3 separate regions of the Homo sapiens genome follow, and regions 2 and 3 are each linked to region 1. A link is a loop called in an ENCODE intact Hi-C map of the cell type or tissue named here. Cell type or tissue: IMR-90. All regions are shown on one strand. Each heading gives the region's core, and the rest is flanking DNA. Links, peaks and the distances in the headings are about the cores only.

What was found. Hi-C counts contacts between places; a loop is a spot of excess contacts. Peaks named below come from ENCODE experiments on the same cell type or tissue, not always from the same donor. Only the 100,000 strongest peaks of a DNase experiment are listed, where the experiment ranks them.
Region 2: it touches region 1 in a loop (3-fold over the local background); 1 of 110 quality-filtered maps calls a loop at or near these places.
Region 3: a loop joins it to region 1, with 2.5 times the contacts of the local background. A loop is called at or near these places in 2 of 110 quality-filtered maps.

What each region holds. Positions count from the first base shown.
Region 1 is chr18:49,237,293-49,240,464 of GRCh38, forward strand. The region is part of intron 13 of DYM (dymeclin); the gene reads right to left. Among named protein-coding and RNA genes, the nearest start is that of MIR4744, 190 kb to the left of the region's middle. In IMR-90, for the core only: a CTCF peak has its summit at 1,353; no DNase peak of the experiment used is centred there.
Region 2 is chr18:48,833,124-48,836,295 of GRCh38, forward strand. The region is part of intron 10 of CTIF (cap binding complex dependent translation initiation factor); the gene reads left to right. CTIF-AS1 (CTIF antisense RNA 1) reads right to left here. Exons shown (of 3, transcript XR_935449.3): 3 at 1-1,876. Among named protein-coding and RNA genes, the nearest start is that of CTIF-AS1, 7.2 kb to the right of the region's middle. RefSeq lists enhancers at 1-214, 2,677-3,172 and a silencer at 1-109. In IMR-90, for the core only: no CTCF peak of the experiment used is centred there; a DNase peak (open chromatin) is centred at 1,738; H3K27ac peaks cover 854 bases.
Region 3 is chr18:49,182,295-49,185,466 of GRCh38, forward strand. All of the region lies in intron 14 of DYM (dymeclin), which reads right to left. Among named protein-coding and RNA genes, the nearest start is that of MIR4744, 130 kb to the left of the region's middle. In IMR-90, for the core only: no CTCF peak of the experiment used is centred there; a DNase peak (open chromatin) is centred at 1,797.

The sequences.
Region 1 (3,172 bases), core at 188-2,687:
ACAACTTAAATGTCGTAATATATGGCATTAGCAATATTCACTGGATAAATTCAATGATATTTTGAGGCCATATATCTTTCAACATAGATTATATTATGGAAAATGCCTATAAAACTTTTTTTTTAAATTGCATATACGCAAGTAGAAAATCATCTAGAGTGTTATACAACAAGACATCAATTTAAGGATTACTTGGAAGCAGACATTATATTAACAGTTGGCTTCAAGTTTGTCTCTATTTTTTGTAATCAGCTTATGTTACTTTTGTTCTTTGAGTTATTTTTGAATCATTTATTCTAAAAATATTTATGTGCCATGTATTGTTATAAGGATACCATTAGTGAAAAAAATAAAGATCACTGCCCCTTTGGTGCTTACATGGTAAGAGATGAGAGGAAAAACATACACAGTGAAAAGGCTAGCTCTCCTCCCACCCCATAACCACTTTTATCAGTTTCTTGTGTGTCCTTCCAGAGTTTCTGCATGTAAACAAAGATAAATGCAAACAAATATTATTTTCCCCTGCACTAATCACATACTACATGTATTATTTCATATCTTGTATTTTTCACGTAATATATCTGAAAGAGCCTTCCATCAGTACCTTACTCTTTTTTTTTTTTTACAGCTGCACACTACTAGATCAATGTACCATATTTAAGTAGGTCTCTGTTGGTGGATATTTGAGTTGTTCCTAATCTTTTGCTATTATAAAAAATACTCCCAAAATAAACTAGTACATTGTCATTTTGCACAAATGCACGTAGGATTGCTGGGTCAAAGGGTGATGTTATTTGAAATTTGGATGGATATTACCACATTCTTCATAGGAGTTGTACCAATTTACACTTCAACCAGAAAATTTTGAGACGGTCTGTTTCCACATAACCTGGAAAATGGATTTTTCTAATCTGATAGGTAAGAAATAGCATGTCAGTGAAGTTTTAAACTGCAATTTTCTTATTAGACTTAAACTGTGCATTTTAAGCTATATTTAAGAGCTATGTGATACCCTTTTAAGTAACCTTTAAAATTGTGAAATTTGTGAATGCATCATCTTTAGGCAAATTGGTTACTGCCTCCATAGTGTCTACATGCAGCAATGGATCTGGCTTGAATTAATTAGCTATGTATTAATATTATTATTTAATATAATAGTATATAATAATATTATTTCTTCACTCTTGATGTTAAGAAAGTTAATAGCCAGGATTAGACTATAAGGATATTAACTGTTGTATTAGTTCCCCTAAGCCTAGCACAGAGCCTGGTGCACCTTAGTGTCCAATAAAATGTTTGCTTAAAAAAATGAGCAACAAAAAAGATGTTTTCTTTGGAAGTTATAGTGCAACAGCACCACCAAGGGGGAGCTTTAGCTAAAGCATCTCCCTATCAAATTTCCTCCAGCTGAATCGCTTGAACCCAGGAGGCAGAGGTTGCAGTGAGCTGAGACCATGCCATTGCACTCCAGCCTGGGTGACAGAGTAAGACTCCGTCTCAAAAAAAAAAAAAAAGAAACACTCCTCCAGCCAGATTTCCAAGCCACTGTGAATACATAATCAAATTGGAGACACTGTGAATGCTGTTTAAATGGCACTTGCAAACAACCCTCAAACTCCACCCTCCAAATGCTGCCCCTCAGCCTCTCTTGTATAGAACTTGAGCTGTTATTGTCAGAGTGAACATCCAGCCTGCCACACTGCCACAAGATAACACAGCCCTACATTTTCTCAGACTAAAGACAAGATTTGGTCAATATCAACAACTCAGTGGCCAGCAAGTGCAGCCACATGAACATGCATCTTACAGGAACTCTGTGCACTTGCTCCTCTTCCATTTTGACTATAAGTGAAGACACCTGTACTAGATAGTGGACATTTCCTGCTCATCAGAAGAAACTATGGGAAAAAGTCAGGGAGAGAATGTTAATGTCAAATGTAAATTAAAGGAAAAAAATGCAAAGAATAGCATTTGAATGGATTCAGCTTAAATTTTCTATTTTGAACAGAAGCCTGGATATTGATCTTAAGAATGAAAGTATTCATTTTCCCAGCTACAATAAGCAATAATTTATAAAACTTAATTCAACAGTCTCCTAGCAGTCTTGTGGCAGCTAGCATCCAAAGATGGCCACAAATGAACCACATCTCCCAGCACTTATGCCCTTCTGTGGTTCTTTCCTCTTGAATCTGGGCTGGTCTCGTGACCTGCTTTTGACCAATAAAATGTAACATTCAGGGATAGCTGAGCTAGGCCATAAGAAACCTTATAGTTTCTGCCACTCTTGGGATGTCCCCTCTTGGGAACCTGCCTGCGTTGCGGTGAGGAGGCCAAGCTTCATAGCAAGGTCACAAGAAGAAGAACTGAGGTGTTCCAGGCAACACCTCAACAGATCTCCCAGCTAGCATCAACTGCCAGCCTTGAGATGGGAGCACACTGGACACCCAGCCCAGCTGCTCTACGATGGCAAACAAGAGACCACAAGTAGAGAATCAGTTAGCTAAGCAATCAACCCAAAGCCCTGTGGAGGTCATTACAAATTGTTGTTTTAAGCCACTAAGTTTTGGGGTAGTTTGTTACACAGAAATAGACAACAGCAACAAATTTATTTCATAACCACACCCAGGCAAGATAAGCAATAAACTTAAAAGGCAATTTAGTACAGTAACATTGTTTTTTTATGACTTTTTAGAATAGAGACCATGAGCTCTTACAGAGAATAAACATGATTTATATATTCTGTATACCCCTTCTCTTTCAACCTCTGATAACTATGTTCTCAATAAATATTTATTAAATGGAAGCATGAATAATACAAATATAGTTAAATATTGATTATACTGATGGAAGGAAGGTATAATTCAGAAATAGTAGATATTTAAAAGTATATACACTGAACTCTGTAATACAGACATGCTCACATCCACTCTACCTATCTCATCCTGAAAGGGCATTAGAGTGCTGGTTCTTATACTTTTCTCAGGGCCCCTTTCAACTCTTAAAAATATTAATGAGAACCCCAAAGAATTTTTTCATATGTCAGTTATACTGACAGATATTAAAACTGAGAAAATATTAAATATTTACTAATTCATTTAAATTTAATAATAAACACATTACATGTTAACATTAATACAGTTAATGAAAAAGCCCCTTTAGTCATTTGAGAGAT
Region 2 (3,172 bases), core at 400-2,899, 400 kb before region 1:
AAGCTCCTGCTGGCCACACAGAGGTGGCTTGCCTGGCTGGAGTGGAGGGCGTGGGCCAGGGATTAGCTGACTGGAAAGCAATTAGATGAGGTGCGGCTGGCTGGGAAAATACCTGGAATCCCAGGGCCAGAGTTGAGACTTGCTTGGCTAACGCTGCAGGCGGGAGGCCTCGTGGGGCCTGGGGAGTGGAAGTGCCCACCAGTGAGGGTGGGAGGGTAGCCGTGTGGGCTGCGAGTCTTGGATGCCTCTTGCTGATGCGGAGAAGTGGATGAGTACAGATAGTGTGGGCTCGGAGGTCCTGCAGCCCTCTGGGAAAGATGCCCTCTTTCCCATTTCCTCTCTCTAAATGCCCCCCTGCCCCCGCCGCCCTCCACCTCTCCTCAGACTCCTTGGACGTTCCTAAAGCCTGCCTAGTCCCATCAGATCACCTCACCCCTTTCCTAGGTAGGAAGATGTAGGTGCACAGTGTCCCCCTTCCGGGGACTTTCACATTTTGAAAGGAGGGGTGGGGAGAGAAAAATGTGTGCCCCAAAGGAACAAAAAGGGTGCTTGGGATTTGGGAGGGGTAGGGAAGGTCACTGGCGCCACCAAACTCTCCCCAGAAAACACCTGCATGCTTAAAAGCTTACCTAGAACCCCCGAAGCCTGGCCTCTGGATGGGGGGCTTCCCAGGTAAGAGCCCCTGCTCTAGAAGTGGAATGTTAGGTTTTCATACAGGCAAGAGGGAAGGTCTTTATTGGTCAGAGGGGCCTTCCAGATCACCCTCAAAGCAACTGTGCAAAAGATTCCAAATGTTGGCCCAGCGCAGAGCAGGACTCTCTCAGATTCCAAAAGCCCCTGACAGCTCATTTTTTCCCCAGAAGGGACCCCAGCTCTTGCACAAACCCCTTCTCTCCCCTTCCCCCTCCTTTCCCCTCCCCTCCCCTCCCGTTCTCTTCCTTTCCCTTCTCTCTGTAGATGAGGGTCGGCAAATGTCTGGTATGAAGGGCCAGATAGTAAATATTTTAGGCTCTGCAGGCCAAGAGGCAAAGCCGAGTTTAACCACATCCCTGCGAGGTGTAGGGCGTGAGCAGCAGCATGTAACCAGGAGAGCAAGCGCCTCCACTCTGTCTTCATAGCGGAAAAAGCAGCCGTAGACGATATGCAAATGACTGAGAGTGACTGTGTGCCAACGAAACCTTATTTATGGACACTGAGATTTGAATTTCATATAATTTGTATATGTCACAAAATATTCTTTGATTTTTTTCCCCAACTACTGAAAAATGGAAAAAACTATTCTTAGCTCATGGGCCATAAAAAGCAGGCCATGGCCAGATTTGGCCGGTGGACTATAGTTCGCCCCTCCCTGATCCCGCTGTGTGGTTCTCAAGTGGGAAACGCTCCTCTCCTCCAGATGGTTTCAATGCACATTAAAGTTTGAGAGCCACTGTCATAAAGGAGAATTTGCAGTTTCCCAGGTGATGCTGATGCCGTCATTAGGGGGATCCCACACTGAATATGCCCAATCTAGTCTGACCTTCACCCTATTTTACAGATGGCAAAACTGAGGCCCAGAGGCAACGTACCTCTATCATATGAGCCCAGGGAAAGGCTTCTTTGTCTCAGGATGCAGAGCTGGGTGGTTTTCTATCTCTAGCCGCCTTCAGCGATCTGCCCTGCCAGCTCACACTGCCCAAGGCTCTAGCCGAGATACAGGAAATGTGGATGTGTCCCCCGGAGCCCGAGAGCAGCAGGGCTGCAGTGAGTCATTTCCCGTGAGTGGAGCTGGCATGCGCTGAGCCTTCCTCGTGCTGTCAGTTCGCTCCCTTCTGACCACTCCAACCTGCGCTTTAGAGGAACTCCCTGCCAGCTTCCGGGAAGCGAAAAGCACCCTCTGTGAGAAGGGAAAAAGGAAAGAACCAAGGTTTGCGTGTCAGACTTGCGTGATTTCAAATCCCATGTTCGTGGTACTGCCTGGGACTTGAAACAAATTCCTTCACTTCCTTGAGCCTCAGTTTCCATCAGTAAAATGAGAAAACAGCCCCTGCCTCTGCGGGGTTCCCAGAAGACCTGGAGATTAAATCTGTCCAGTGTCAGGCACACGGCAGGGAATTTTTATGGTGTCTTTATTGGCCATCCTGGCATTATGCATTAGCCACAAGGGTACCCAGCCTCAACCTCAAAAGCCACAGAAAAAGGCCACCTGATCCTCCAGACAACATGTGTGGCCATGGCTGTGCTGATGGTCTTACAGAGGCAGTCACTGTCCTACACTCCTGAGACATTGCCATTGACGATTTAGGTTGTGCTGTGTAAGGCTCATGTACTTGGGTCCCTTGGTGGCCTTCAGGGTCTGAGAACCCTGAAATTGTATGCAGACATCTGTGAACCTGTGCAGAGGTGCATTTTTCTGGGAGAGGTGCAGATTTTTCATCGAGATCCTCAAAGGGATCCATGCTCCCAAGAAAGCTAAGGATCCCACATCTATAAGCACAGTGCAGAAGGGAGCCCCAGACTTTCAAGGCATATTCCTGGATTTGAGAATCAGCTCCCTGACCCCCATGAGTGGCCTTGGGCACACTGGAGATCATCTGATCTCCCCCCTCTGGCGTGGTCCATAAAGCAGTGATGGGACTATGTGAGGATCAAGTAGGACATGTCAGGCCAGGTGTGGAGAGGGGACTGTGTGGGAGCTGTCGGTCATGGTCCCTTCCCACCAAGCCCCCCACCTGCCCTCACCCCTGACTTGGCTGCCCCCTACTCAACCTTTGGGTTTCCTCTGCAGAGAAGCCTGCCCTGATCACCTCATCCATCCAAAGGGGGCTCCCTCCCAGCTCCCTGTTTGCATTTGTCATTCTACCCCTCTGCCCCCCACTGTAGGTGGCCTGGGGACAGGCACCGGGCTGTTTGGTCCCCATGGCCCCAGGCCCTCTAGCCCATGAACATTTGCTGCAGGAAGGCACAAATGCATACCCCCGCCCTAGGAGCCACTGCCTTGGAGCCCACCCACCTCCAGGCCCCACCTCCCTCCTCCCCCAGCAGCTGCTTCTCTAAAGAGGCAGCTCCCACTGTGCTCTGGAGCATTCAAGATCCCAGCAACAAAGTCAGAGTTAAAAAGTATATTCTGTGCTTCTCCTGGAGCTGACGTGGTCCCATCAGGTGCCCCCTCTTGAGCACAGCCAGCAGCCCC
Region 3 (3,172 bases), core at 400-2,899, 55 kb before region 1:
ATGTCAACGAGGTGAAGTTGTTTGATAGCATTAAGTCTTCCACACTCTTACTCATTTTCTGTCTACTTTTTCTATTAGTTAATAACAAAGATATATTGAAAGCTCCAACTATAACTGTAATTTGTTTCTCCTTGCAATTTTATTAGTTTTTGCTTCAAATGTGTATGTTATAAAGTACACATTTAGGATTATAATAGTCCTCTTGATACACTGATTCCTTCATTGTTATGAAATAATTTTCTTTATTCTGGTGATGTTTCCTCTCTGAAGTCACTTTGCCTGATAAGTCCCTCCTGCTTTCTTTTGCTGGTGTTAGTGATATGGTTGCATTTATATCTATCCTTTTGCTATAGTTTTCCATTTGTCCTATTGATTCTTTTTTTCCCCTTTTTCCATTTTTCTGCCTTCTTTTGGGTTGAGTATTTTTATGATTCTATTTGTTGGCTTATTAGCTATAATTCTGAACAGTGGTCTGGGAACTCTCAATACTCACAGGGCTCCCCTCAATTGCTAACATCTCTCAGGGATTTGTTTCTTTTGTTGCCTGATGCCCAGTGTCTCCAAAGTCCCTGTTCTATATACTGTGTCTGTTTTGGTTGTTGTTTCAGGCAGAAGGGTAAATCCAGTCTCTGTTACTCTATCTTGGTTGGAAGTGAATAGTGATTTTTGAACATCTGTGTGAAGAAAACCCCACAGTTTTAGATATTTTACGTAGAAACTTAAGGAACACTGGAGAAAACCAAAGATTTTTAATGTAATGTTTTTCCTTACTTGAAGTGGTGATTGCACATTTTTTTTCCATCTCTGATAACCACAGTATTTTAAATTTCACTGTGATTTTTTAAATACAACACTACGTATTTGAGGGGAAATTTTATTCACCTAATCCCACTAATTAAGTGATTTGTATCACTGTATTTTATTTGCACAACTAGTCTCTTATTGTAGATTGTAAATGCCAGTCATTGATAGTCTTTTAAAACTTATCCTTCATTGTGAAAATCAACATATTAGGTACTTGCTACTTTTCCAGAAAACGTTGTGGCACCATCAGGAAGGACAAACACCACAAGGCAGTCCTGCACTTCTAAATTTGTGCCCATCACTCTTTACTTCACTCCACATCAGTCCGCTCATCATTCCTGCACACTCCATTCTGTTCCTCCGTTAACTGCTTGGCCTACACTCACTTCCCTCCCCTATACAAACCTGCCTGGCAATTTTCGATTCACCCTTCAAAATGTAGCTTAGAAAAATATTTACCACATTTTCAAGTTAATTATATACATTTTATTTCACTAAATATTAAGTTCTTGAGCCTGGGATAGTTCACTTCTGCCTCTTTGATGCCTAGCGTAGTGCCTGTACATTTAACAGGGTCTCAAAAAATGTTTATTTAATTGAACTGAACTCAGAAATAATTTGGGATGCACAGTGTTAGGGACTGAATGTATGTGTCTCCCCCAAATTTCCTATGTTGAAGCCCTAACCTCTAGTATCGCTGTATTTGGAATAAGGAAATAATTAAGGTTAATGAGGTCATAAGGGTGAGGCTCTGACCCAAAAGGATTAGTGTCTCCATACAAAGAGACACCACAGATCTCTCTCTCTGTGCACGTACTAAGAAGAGGCCTTGTGAACACGCAGTGAGAAGGCAGCCATCTGCAGCCCAAGGGGAGGGCCCTCACCAGACCCCACTAGACCCCACCCTACTGGCACTTTGATCTTGGACTTCCAGTTTCTACAACAGTGAGAAAATAAACTTCTGTTGTTTAAGCCACTCAGTCTATGGTATTTTGTTATGAGCCTGAGCTGACTAATATACATAGGGATGTGTTTAAGATGAGGCAGTTCCTCTCTTCCCACTAAAAAGCAAGTTAGGGCTCTTGGGTCTCCAGTAGTAAAAACTCTTCTGTTGGGAAAAACAAAAAAACAAAAAACAAAATTTTTTTTTTTTTGGCGGGGGAAGGGAAGTGGCCTTTTCTCCAGAGGGCTATGCTTGAAAGAGTATTGTCACTTCATCCTTAGCCAAGGCCACAACTCACTCCCAACTAAGATTAGACATTCCATAAGTTCTCTTACAAGCAAACTAATTATAAAAGAAAGCTCAATTCCCTAAGGACTGGGTTACTGAGGTAGTAGAGAAGTGCAAACCCTTATTCCATCACAGAGTCAGAGTTCAGAGATACTGCAGCAATACAGTATTCCCCCCTTATCCACGGGGGATACATTCTAAGACCCCCAGTGGATTCCCAAAACCATGGATAGTAGCAAACCCAATATATACTATGGTTTTTTGATCTGATAACTGAGATGGCTGCTAAGTAATGGCTGTTAAGTGACTAATGGGCAGGTCGCATATACAACAGGGATACACTACACAAAGGGATGATTCGCATTCCAGGTGGGACACGGCAAAATTTAATTACACTATGCAGCACAGTGCACAATTAAAAACTTACGAATTTTCTATTTCTGAAACTTTCCATTTAATATTTTTAGACTACATTTGATTGTGGGTAACTGAAACCCCAGAAAACAAAACGAGGATAATGGGGGACCACCGCATATATCTCAGAGGTAAGAAGAACTATTACAGGGCTTCTAAAATAACCATCATTTATGACATTATAAAATAAAGCTACAGAAGGAATGAGGAGTGCTAGAAGGAGGCTTTAGTTTTTGGAAGGGGTGGTCAGGGAAGGCTTCACTGAGGAGGTGTCATTTAAGCAAAGACCTGAAGATGCTGTGTGTGTGTGAGTTGTGCACAATCTTGAGAAAGAGTATTTCAATAAAAAGGAACAATAAATACAAGAAGGACATGTTCAAGTTGAATTACAAGTAATCTCATGAATTTCTATAAAAGACCTAAATCACATCATTTTTGTTTGCCAAGAACCATCCCCCATCCCCAAGAAAAGTTTCATCTTTCTTAAAAGAGAAAATTAAATGATTACTATTCAGCTATCATTTATAGCAACAACAGAACCTATCTGCTACAGAGCAGGAATTGGATTTGAAAAACACAATGCTGCTAAAAATTACATCTTTAAGACTTACTTGAATGTAAAATGAGAATTACTGTATTCAATAATTCTATTATATGACTGTGGAAACTTGTCTACTTATGAAAAGTAAGAACAGTCTAGACAGGTAGAAGTTGTAATGTGAG